Linked DNA regions of Mus musculus: all the other regions are linked to region 1. The links are chromatin loops, found by intact Hi-C in ENCODE. Cell type or tissue: left cerebral cortex. All regions are shown on one strand.

The links. Hi-C counts contacts between places; a loop is a spot of excess contacts. Peaks named below come from ENCODE experiments on the same cell type or tissue, not always from the same donor. Only the 100,000 strongest peaks of a DNase experiment are listed, where the experiment ranks them.
Region 2: it touches region 1 in a loop (2.2-fold over the local background); 2 of 42 quality-filtered maps call a loop at or near these places.
Region 3: it touches region 1 in a loop (2.2-fold over the local background); 2 of 42 quality-filtered maps call a loop at or near these places.
Region 4: a loop joins it to region 1, with 2.2 times the contacts of the local background. A loop is called at or near these places in 10 of 42 quality-filtered maps.

What each region holds. Positions count from the first base shown.
Region 1 is chr5:32,459,446-32,461,945 of GRCm38, forward strand. All of the region lies in intron 1 of Ppp1cb (protein phosphatase 1 catalytic subunit beta), which reads left to right. Among named protein-coding and RNA genes, the nearest start is that of Ppp1cb, 1.7 kb to the left of the region's middle. In left cerebral cortex, CTCF peaks have their summits at 175 and 1,187; DNase peaks (open chromatin) are centred at 231, 802 and 1,165; H3K4me3 peaks cover 1,944 bases; H3K27ac peaks cover 1,140 bases.
Region 2 is chr5:32,214,237-32,216,736 of GRCm38, forward strand. No RefSeq gene overlaps it. Among named protein-coding and RNA genes, the nearest start is that of Gm36783, 17 kb to the right of the region's middle. In left cerebral cortex, a CTCF peak has its summit at 1,445 (motif pointing right); a DNase peak (open chromatin) is centred at 1,465.
Region 3 is chr5:32,229,491-32,231,990 of GRCm38, forward strand. The region is part of intron 2 of Gm36783 (a long non-coding RNA gene); the gene reads right to left. Among named protein-coding and RNA genes, the nearest start is that of Gm36783, 1.8 kb to the right of the region's middle. In left cerebral cortex, a CTCF peak has its summit at 1,063 (motif pointing right); no DNase peak of the experiment used is centred here.
Region 4 is chr5:32,402,292-32,404,791 of GRCm38, forward strand. No RefSeq gene overlaps it. Among named protein-coding and RNA genes, the nearest start is that of Gm36840, 49 kb to the left of the region's middle. In left cerebral cortex, no CTCF peak of the experiment used is centred here; a DNase peak (open chromatin) is centred at 1,440.

The sequences.
Region 1 (2,500 bases):
GGGCCCTTCCCGCTCGAGCTGAGGTCGGAGAGGAGGGCAGGCGGGCGGGCGGGCGGGCGGGCCGGGTGCCCCAGGAGGCCAGGAGCGCGGGCTGGCGGGCGGGCAGGCGGGGAGGCCGGGCCGAGCGAGGCCGGAGGCCCATCGGCTGGTACAGTCTTCCCGAGAGGCGGCCGGGCTCCGCTTGGCCGCTGTGCTGGCCTCTGCAGACCGTTCCGAAGAAGGGGCGAGGATGCCTGCCGCTGGGCTTTGTGTGTCCGTGGAATGTGTATTTCTCGGTTCTCTTTGTGCGTTGCCCTTGGCAGCCTCCGATGGTCGTTCCGGTAGTGAATTTTACATAAAACCTTCCCAGTAAGGCTCTCGGATCGTTTGCATTTTACTGGATGCTCTAGAAAGAATTAGGGAGAGGATACGATGACTAGTTTACCATTTATTATCTGGAGTATAAAAAAACAGTAAAAATCCTGAATCAGGTTAAAGACGTCCGTTAGAAATACGAAACGCCCGGATACATGTGCTGAAGGGGTTGATTTGGGGGCTTTTTTTTTTTTTTAAACATGTTTGAGCCGAGTTTAATTTCTGCACAAACTTAGCAAATGTCTGTTGTGAATAATCTCTTGAGCTTAAAAGGTATTTTACAAGTGTTCTCAGCATTTGAAGTTCCGGGTTCTTATGCTTTTATCGATTAGTTTTGTGTTGGTGGGAACATAAGGAGAAAAGAGGAGATGGAGAGGCCAGTAGTTAAATGTATTGGTCCGTTGGGGGATACTGTTCGAAGTTAAAGGCGGGTCTTGGTCAAAAGAACCCTTTTACGCTATAAAATTTGCGTCGTCACTAATTGTGGAGTGTGTAAAAAAGAATTGCGTTTTTGAGTGGTTAAGAGTCCTTTTTGTCAGCCTCCTAATGAATGCGTGTGTTTACTACAGCGAAGCTGTTTGTGTTTGGAATTTTACCAAAGAGCGTGGAGAGGGGTGACTTTTCTTTAACTAGTTAAAGTACGAAGTATTTATTCTCTGTTTAAAACAACAACAACAACAAAACAACTCTGTTTATATGCTCCAGATGTAAAAGCTTTCCAGCAGCCTTAAGGCTGAGAAAAAGGCAGAACTTTTACCAGGAACTCTTTCTTATTTACCTTCTCCTTTAGTATCAAGTTATTCCTGGGAGGCCCCCTGGTGCTTGCTGTGTTTACTGCTTGGGATTTTGTGGTCTTTAATTGATAGAAACATCTTGCTGGGTCTGTGAGAAATTTGTTTAGTTAAAAAAAATTTATGCTTGTAGTACATGGCTGGCTCTATTAGGGAAATATAGTTATTTTAAATCTTTATATCTTGTTACTCTTCGGAGAAGGGGAATTTAAGCCCACCACTGTTTTCATATAATCTAAATTTTAAATTAAATTTGGATCAGATTTTATCGCAGTTTATTAATATTTTTAATTTTTCATAAATACCTTATAGCAGATGCATGTATTTTAAACCGATCTAGAAGCCTTTAAATCAAATGTACTTCTATACAGTTACAGATGCTTAAATACAACTAATAGAGTGGGAGTTGTAGAGAAAAAGGGGAAAGTAGCCTGAGCTATATCATTGTTAAATATTTGGTTCTATCATCAGTCACCAGCACCCACCAGTCCCCCCTTCTTGGGTAAGAATACGTTCTTTTTTTCTAATATAGCAAGTGTTTATTGACTGCACTGCCAGGCACCAGGAGTCAAAGATAAGGCTCACTCCTCACTCAAGCAGCTCAGTATAAACAAGTGGCTTCTCAGTGTGTGCTAGCCTTCCTGCTCTTCCTGCTTTGAATGTACAATTTATTAGTAGTTTTGTTACATTCTTGTTCCTTAATCCAGACGAAGACTGCTTTTGTTGTTACTCTAAAATATTACCAGTCCCTCCTTCCCTCCCCAAGCCTAAACCTGTTCAAATAAATTTTGAAGTCTTGGATTTTCTAGTGAGTAAATTCAATCTTGAAAAAAAAATTTTTTTTGAGACAGGGTTTCTCTGTACCTGGCTATCCTGGAACTTGCTCTGTAGACCAGGCTGCCTCAAACTCTGCCTCCCCAAATACTGGGAATTAGAGACATGCACCACCTCTGCCGGGCAGCCTACTTTAGTTTTCAGTATTACATGCTAATTTAACTCAAATTCAAGTGGTGCTATTCTGTAAAGTTGCCTCGCAGAACAGAATAACCTGGTTATATATTTTGTGCGTCCTAAATGAAAGTGAACATTAAAAGATACATAATTATAGTTAAAGATGTCTAGGTTATATATTTTGTGTGTCCTAAATGAAAGTGAACATTAAAAGATATGTAATTATAGTTAAAGACGTCTATCCATAGCAAGACTACAGTTAGTGGTCATTGTATTGAAAGTGTGAAGAGAACCTTCGAGAATGTGTGCTCTAAGGACCAGTATGATAAATATGACATCCTTGGTAGATAAAATGTGTGGATTCAGTGTGTTCAGCCATTTCACAGTGTATGCACTTAAAATAT
Region 2 (2,500 bases), 250 kb before region 1:
TTATTTATTTATGTCTTGTAGATCTGAGAGCCTCCATATAACTCTACCTTCTTGTAGATCTGAGAGCCCCCATTTAACTCTATCTTATTGTAGATCTGAGAGCCTCCATATGACTCTACCTTCTTGAAGAATGGGGTGGTATTTTCTTCAGAAAGTCTTCCCAAATACTCTATCCTCTCCCCTCAACTGAGCCAAAGTGAGTCCTGGGAGAAATGAGTGAAAAAAAAATATATGCAATATTATACATATATAATCAATTATATAATATATATGTAGTTATACAGACATGGATTTAAGTTTTCCTACTACCATTTAACATGCACATGTGATATTGGAACAATACTAAACTTCATTGGTCTTTCCTATCTACCTATAAGTGAATGGTAATATATTACTTAAGGGTACGGTAATGGAGATTAAATACTATAACATAACAGGCTAACCAAGCAGGCGGCTGAATCAGTAACAGCTCTGTTCCTTTGCACTCTCAGAGCTGTGTCTGTACTTTCTGTTCAAATCTTAGATGTTCATTTGCTCATCTAACATGGATTTAAGGGTGATGAAGGAAGGCCCCGAGTGTTGGAGCAAGATGGGGTGGGACACGCTTTGCTGTTTTATTTAGCGAAGTTTTGGAAAAAGCAGTATTTGAGTAGTAGAACTGAGGGAGTGAGCCTTGTGGTTATCAGAGACACCAAGGAGAAGTTGTGAGCCAGGAAACTGGGCTGTGTGGGAACAAGCAGGAAGCCAAGTGGTTAGAGCACGCACCAGAAGACGTGGGATAGAGAAGACTAGAGAAGGGGCAGGAAACACATTTCGTGACCTCAGCAAAACCCACCTGTCCCATCTACCCCTTAATAAGGTGGGATGTCACTCGAGAAGGTGTGGCAGAAGAGTGACAGAGCCAGCATAGATTTGCAAAGAAGCCAGAGTGAAACTGGAAGGCCCGTATGCAAGAATGGTGGTCCCAGCCTTTCTTGTCCTTTGATGGTCTTCATTGAGCCACCCTTCCCATTTTCACCCTTTCTCCTTTCCTGCCCTGTTTCCACACAGCAACCAAAGGGACCCTTTAAACATTTTCTTGCCCACTCTCACTTTGACACCTTGGCTTCATTGCAATTTTTTATTTTAAGACAGAGCCAAGATTTTTGCTGGGAAAAGCAGGGAATGGCAAGGTCACTTAGGGGATCCCCAGTGTGAGTGGGTATGAGTGAGACAGGGCACGAAGTGGCTTTGTAATTGCCTAAAGGTCATTTGTAACCACAGACCCCTCTGTGTCACTGCACACACCTCTGCCCCCACCTCTCCCCCTTCTCCTCCCCTCACCTCTCTCTCTGTCTCTCTGTCTCTGTCTCTCTCTGTTTTAGAGAATTCGAATTTCAGTTTTCTTTGTAAAAATTATGCATGTGGGTATTTGCCTGTGTCTATTAAGTCGCCATGTGCATGCAGTACCGGCAAAGGCCAGAGGAGGGCATCAGATCCATGAAACTGGAGTTTCAGCACATGGGTTCTGAGAACCAAATCAGGGTCTTCAAAAAGAGGAGCAAGTGCTCTTAACCACTGAGCCGCCTTTCCATATACAGGTTTTAATTTTTAAAAATAACTGCCGGGCGTGGTGGCGCACGCCTTTAACCCCAGCACTTGGGAGGCAGAGGTAGGCGGATTTCTTAGTTCGAGTCCAGCCTGGTCTACAAAGTGAGTTCCAGGTCAGCCAGGGCTATACAGAGAAACCCTGTCTTGAAAAACTAAAAAAAAAATTTATTGATTCTTTGTGAGGTCATTTGCACCCCAGTTCTACTCATCTTCCCACCCCCTCATCTCTGCCCTTCACCCTTGCAACCTCCCTTCCAAAAAAACAAAACAAAACAAAACAAAACAAAAACTTCACACCACCACCAACAAACAACAACAAAAACCCAGAAAATTAAGCATAGAAAACATCTCGTGGTGGAAGCTGTAGCATGTCACAGTGTGTCCAACAGTCTATCCCTCTGTCCACACACCTTCACTTGCAAATAGTCACTGCAATGTGTCATTGGTCTGGCTTCTGTGACACTGTCAGCATTGAGTCCTCACTGGGACTCCTCTGGATTATCCTGTGGCTGCCCTGTGTCATGGAGGTCCTGCAGCTTTGGGTCAGCAGGACTGTCCCTTTTATGTGTCCAAGCTGTTTGCAAATGAGATAGATTTTGGGGTGGGTCAACTCAGTGCCCTGGATTTAGGCCTGGTTAGTAGTTTGAGCTGGTCAGCATGCCACTGTGGGGTAAGTTGACATTGCCACTGGACAGAACTGGTAAGGCTGAACAGGCTCAGACCCTGGGGAATCTCAGAATGAGAGTGGCAGGGGTGGAGCCAGCTCCCTGACAAACTCTACTTGACACCCCACGTGACAGTCACGTAGCATAAACACCTGGAGTTCTCCATGCTAATGAGATATCTAGATAGGCCCTAAGTGTTCAGCCAATGAGCTTCCCTTCCTGGGCATTCCTTTCCGCAAAAGGGA
Region 3 (2,500 bases), 230 kb before region 1:
GCTCATATTTGGCCACCTATACAACTGTTTCAAGGGACAGAGGCAGCTCCCTCTGAAGTCATTTTGTGGAGGGGCTTGAGAAGGAGGTGCCAAGAAGAAAGAGGTTAGTGAGATTCTACTAGGGGACTTGGCAGGACTTCCCTCCTCTTCCTTCCTTGGAGGGGTTCTTGGCCTGATGGATGGCAGGGCTCTGTCTCAATCATGACACCAGGTGGACCCAGGGGGTACCCCCGCAGTGTGATGGCACAACTGTCCTCTAGCGTACCAACTGGCCTAAATTCTCTCTCAGAGAGTAAACTGTAGATTTACTCATGCTGAGTAATTCCAGAGAGAAGCTGCAGTCAATGGAAATGGAGAGTTTTTGTGAATGTCAAGTCTAGGCTATTTACAATTCATTTACTTAATTATTTACTTAGACATTTTTTCTTTATTTACTTTAAAAAGATAAATCTCTTTGAAAACACTTTACTAATACAGACATTTGTAAAAGGCTCTTTGCCCCCTAAAGCTCAACTCTGCTCTTGCTCTTTTGGAATGACCAGGGTTAAAAATAACAAGGCAGCTAGGCTCTGTGCAGATTTTTAAAAAATCACGGTGTTTGCGCTCAGATAACTTTGCATTCTTCTTCTTTCTCTTTGTTCTGTGTGAAGATTGCTTGTGCTTTTGTTCATGTGTTCAGGTGTGCCCCACATGTGTGTGTGGTTTATTGGATTATTTTTAACTGATTCCTTTTTGTTGTTCTTGTTGGTGGCAGTGGTGGGCTTTTGTTTATTTGTTTTGGGTTTTTGTTTGGTTGGTTGGTTGGTTGATTTGGTTTTCTTTTTCAAGACAGAGTTTCTCTGTGTAGTCCTGGCTGTCCTGGAACTTGCTTTGTAGACCAAGCTGACCTTGAATTTAGAGATCAACCTGCCTCTGTCTCCCAAGTGCTGGGATTAAAGGCATGTGCCTTTAATTAATTTAATTAGTGTGGCCAACATTCTTTTTTAAAGAGATTTATTGTGTTTTATGCTCTAGAGCGTTTTCCCTGTGTGTGCTATGTGTATTGCACATGTGCAGTACCCTCAGAGGCCAGAAGAGGGTGTCAAAGCCCTCCCTCCCCCCATCTCCTGTTACTGGGTGGTTGTGGTTCCAGGGAACTGAACTGGGGAATCTCTGTAAGTGCAGCGAATGCTCTGAAGGGTAGAGCCATCCCTCTAGTTCTTCCATCTTCGTTTCTGAGACTGGAGCTTGCCCAGTGAGCCCCAGAAGTCCTCCTGTCTCTACCTCTTCAGCTCGGGGCTGTTCAGAGCATGCTACCACTCCTGGCTTTGTTTTAAAAACACAGGCTCTGGCAGGTCAGAGCCTGCTTGCATGGTAAGCACTTTACAAAGAGTCAGCTACCTACTGGACGCTGCTTTGCTTTTCTTGATTTAAAAGAAAGAAGGAAAGAAAGAAAGAAAGAAGGGAGGGAGGGAGGGAGGGAGGGAGGGAGGGAGGAAGGAAGGAAGGAAGGAAGGAAGGGAGGGAGGGAGGAAGGATCATTTTTTCAGGCAGGTTTTGATCTTGTTTTAGAGAAACCCTGGTGTCTTAGTCAGGGTTTGTATCCCTGGACAAAACATCACAACCAAGAAGCAAGTTGGGCAGGAAAGGGTTTGTTTGGCTTACACTTCCATACTGCTGTTTATCACCAAGGAAGTCAGGACTGGAACTCAAGCAGGTCAGGAAGCAGGAGCTGGTGCAGAGGCCATGGCTTTAATTGGCTTGCCTCCCCTGGCTTGCTCAGCCTGCTCTCTTAGAGAAATCCAAGACTACCAGCCCAGAGATGGTCCCACCCACAAGCCCCCCCCCCCCCCATCACTAATTGAGAAAATGCCTTACAGCTGGATCTCATGGAGGCATTTTCTCAACTGAAACTGTGATAACTCCAGTTGTGTGAAGTTGACACACAAAACCACCCAGTACACCTGGTCATCTCACCTCTGGCCTCTTACCACTGTCCGAGCCTCAGAGTCTGCCCCACGTATTTGGACATCACTTAATTTGTAGTGGCATGGCCAGGCTGGTGAGGTTGGAGTTGTCGTTTCATGGGGTGTAGCTGCTTCTCTGGTCCTGTTGAGGTTCACTTCTGATCATCTAGGCCTCTCCCTGTCCATGGTCATTATTGGAGGGACAGGAGGAAGCAAGGGGAAGGCCAACATGGTAGAGCGGTGAGGCAAAACAGGTCCAGGTGTCAGAGCTGTGGGCCGGAGCCTTCTGGGCCCTGGGGTACCTCCAGCCATAGCAAGGTGTTGTGTTCTCAGGACAGATGGACTCTCATTTTCCTTAACAAGTACTTTTGTGTACAAACGAGGTACGAAGAAGGGCTCTGCATTAGATGTATTTGTTATTTTGATATTCTTAGGTGCCCCCTCACCCCGTGAAGGGGGGTCTTGACCCACAGGTTGAGATCCAGTACTTTAGATCTAGCTTTTCAAAGAAGGTGAGCTCATAGCTTATGGGCAGGACCTGGAAACAACCCCCA
Region 4 (2,500 bases), 57 kb before region 1:
TTCCTGTACTTTCTCACTTCCCTTTTCTTCCCTCCCCTTCCCTCCTTCCTTCCTATCTTTCTTCCCTTCCCTCTTTTCCCCATACCTTCCCTTCTCCTTCCTTCCTCCCTTCCTTATCTACCTCCTTCTTCCGTTTTCTTATTCACCCTTCATGTCCCTGTGCATCAGGCTGAGCTTTGGAAACTTGTTAGAGAAAGAGAAATTCTCTATGCCCTCACAATGAATCCCTATAAAGCAGCCTGCACAGGGCAAGCGCACCTGTACACCCCCAGGTACAGGTAGGTATTAGGTGGGCGGTTGCATGGAGGGCGTGGCCAATTGTGTCCGAGTGATGGGGAAGAAAAGCTTCCCAGAGGAACCCAAGTTAAATCTTGAAGAGTATCACAAAACTAAATGAGCAGATAGGGCATTCCTTGTGGAGGGACAATATGCACAATAGGCATGGGGGACAAAGAAAAGGACTACAACCAAGGTGAGGGCAGAAGGTAAGAACGTGAGGGGGAGGGGCACATTCAATAGAAAGGCAGTGCTAGTTGTTGAAGGGTTTTCTGGATAGTTCTTTGGGGAGCTAGCAAAAGGTTTGACACAAGATATGAGTGTGACAAGGCTTACAGACCCAGACCTGTAATCCCAGCTACTCAGGAGGTTGATGAAAATCTCAAAGCCTGCTTAGGCTATAGAGTACAAGGCTGGCCTGCCAATGAAACAAGACCCCATCTCAAAAAGAAAAAGAGGAGCTGGAGATGTACCTCGGTGGCTGAGTACTTGCTTAGAGTGTGTGAGGTTCTGGGTTCCACCTTGAGTATTGAAGAGAAAGAGACAAACACAGACACAGGGAATATCTGGCCAGTCCAGCTCCTGTAGCAGAATGCCGTAAGTCAAGTAGCTAATAAACAATTGCAATGTGCTCTCAAAGGTGCAGAGCCCGGAAACACAGCACAGAGGCACTAGCTGATCGATGCCCCTTCTGAAGGAAACAGCTTCCTTATACACAGGTTGTCTGAAGTTCTTCTGTGGGGAAAGGGGAAGTCAGCTCTCCTGGGCCTCTTTTTCTCTTTCCTCTTATTTCCCTCCAGATTCAATTATTCGCCAAGCCTCACCTCCCAAGCTATCACCTTGGTGGTTAGGAGTTAACACACGAAGCTGAAGACTGGTCATAGTAGGAAGCTCATTAGAACTGAGTGTTATTAGCAAGGTCGCTCTGTCTACCACAGAGGAGCCACCTGAGGATGGCGGATGGGAGGATGGGCGTGGAATCCACAGGACAGAAGGTAAAATGACAGTCAAAGACTGAGAAAAGAATTAAGGGGAATGAGAGCTAAAGGGGTGGGTGAGAGGAGGAGGTAAGGAAGGAAAGCTGGAGAAAAGCAAACAAACCTGCTTAGGGAGAGTTAAGCTTTCTCCAATACATCAGTTGTCAGGGGCTGGAGTTGCTAGGTTACAGGAAGGTGGAACAGCCTGCTCTGGCTCAGATTGCTAAAAGGAGCTTTGGGGGAGGCCAGTGCAATCAGTCAAGTCTTCCCTCCTCCAGGCCCAGATCCCTGATCCTCACCCTAGGTAGGATGGGTAGGATGATGAGAGGGAGCAGGGGGGGGGGGGGGAATCCTGCTCTACCTCCAGGCCAAGCTAGCAGATTCAAACCATGCAGCGCAGCCCAGGGCAACGGCAGAGAGAGGTTTGAGGCCTGAGCCTCAAAGGCATGAGGTACATACATCCTTGGGATGGAGTACCAAAACCCAGACAGCCCATGCATCTACACATGTACAGGTGCCCTGGACATGCCTCTTGTCTGTCATTAACCAAGGCTACACAAGAGGCTATTGGGCATCCATCTGTGCTAGGTTAGTAGCACAGGGCCTTTCTGCTATTTGGGGTAGAAAGTACAAAGCATTCATTCATTCACTCATTCACTCAGTTGTTTGTTTTTCAAGACAGGGTTTCTCTGTGTATCCCTAGCTGTCCTGGAACTCACTTTGTAGACTAAGCTGGCCTTGAACTCAGAGATCCACCTGCCTCTGCCTCCCAAGTACTAGGATTAAAGGCATGCGCCACCGCCACCTGGCTCACCAATCGTTCTTCTAATGTGTGTTTAGGCCATAGGATAAAAAAGATCTCTAGAATTCTGGATTTACCTTGTATAAACAAAGGTGCTTTGTTAAAAAAAAAAACCCAAAAAACAAAAAACCCCAATTGGCTATATTGTAATTTTTATTACAGGGGTATGTATGTGCAACATTGTATGTCACAGGTCATCTTTCCGGAATCAGTGCTTGCCTAATGTGACCCTGTGGATGGAACTCAGATGGTCCAGCTTGGCAGCAGCAGGTGCCTTTGCCCACTGAACCTTATTGTCCAGGCTCCTGTTTTGTGTTGTGTTTTTTAAAATGTACCTTTTAAAGTACATTCATATTAATGATATGAGGAGAGCTACATGATAAGAAGCCCAAGAATAGTTACTCATTTTGCTTTCCTAGACCAAGATTAAGTGAATGGATGATTT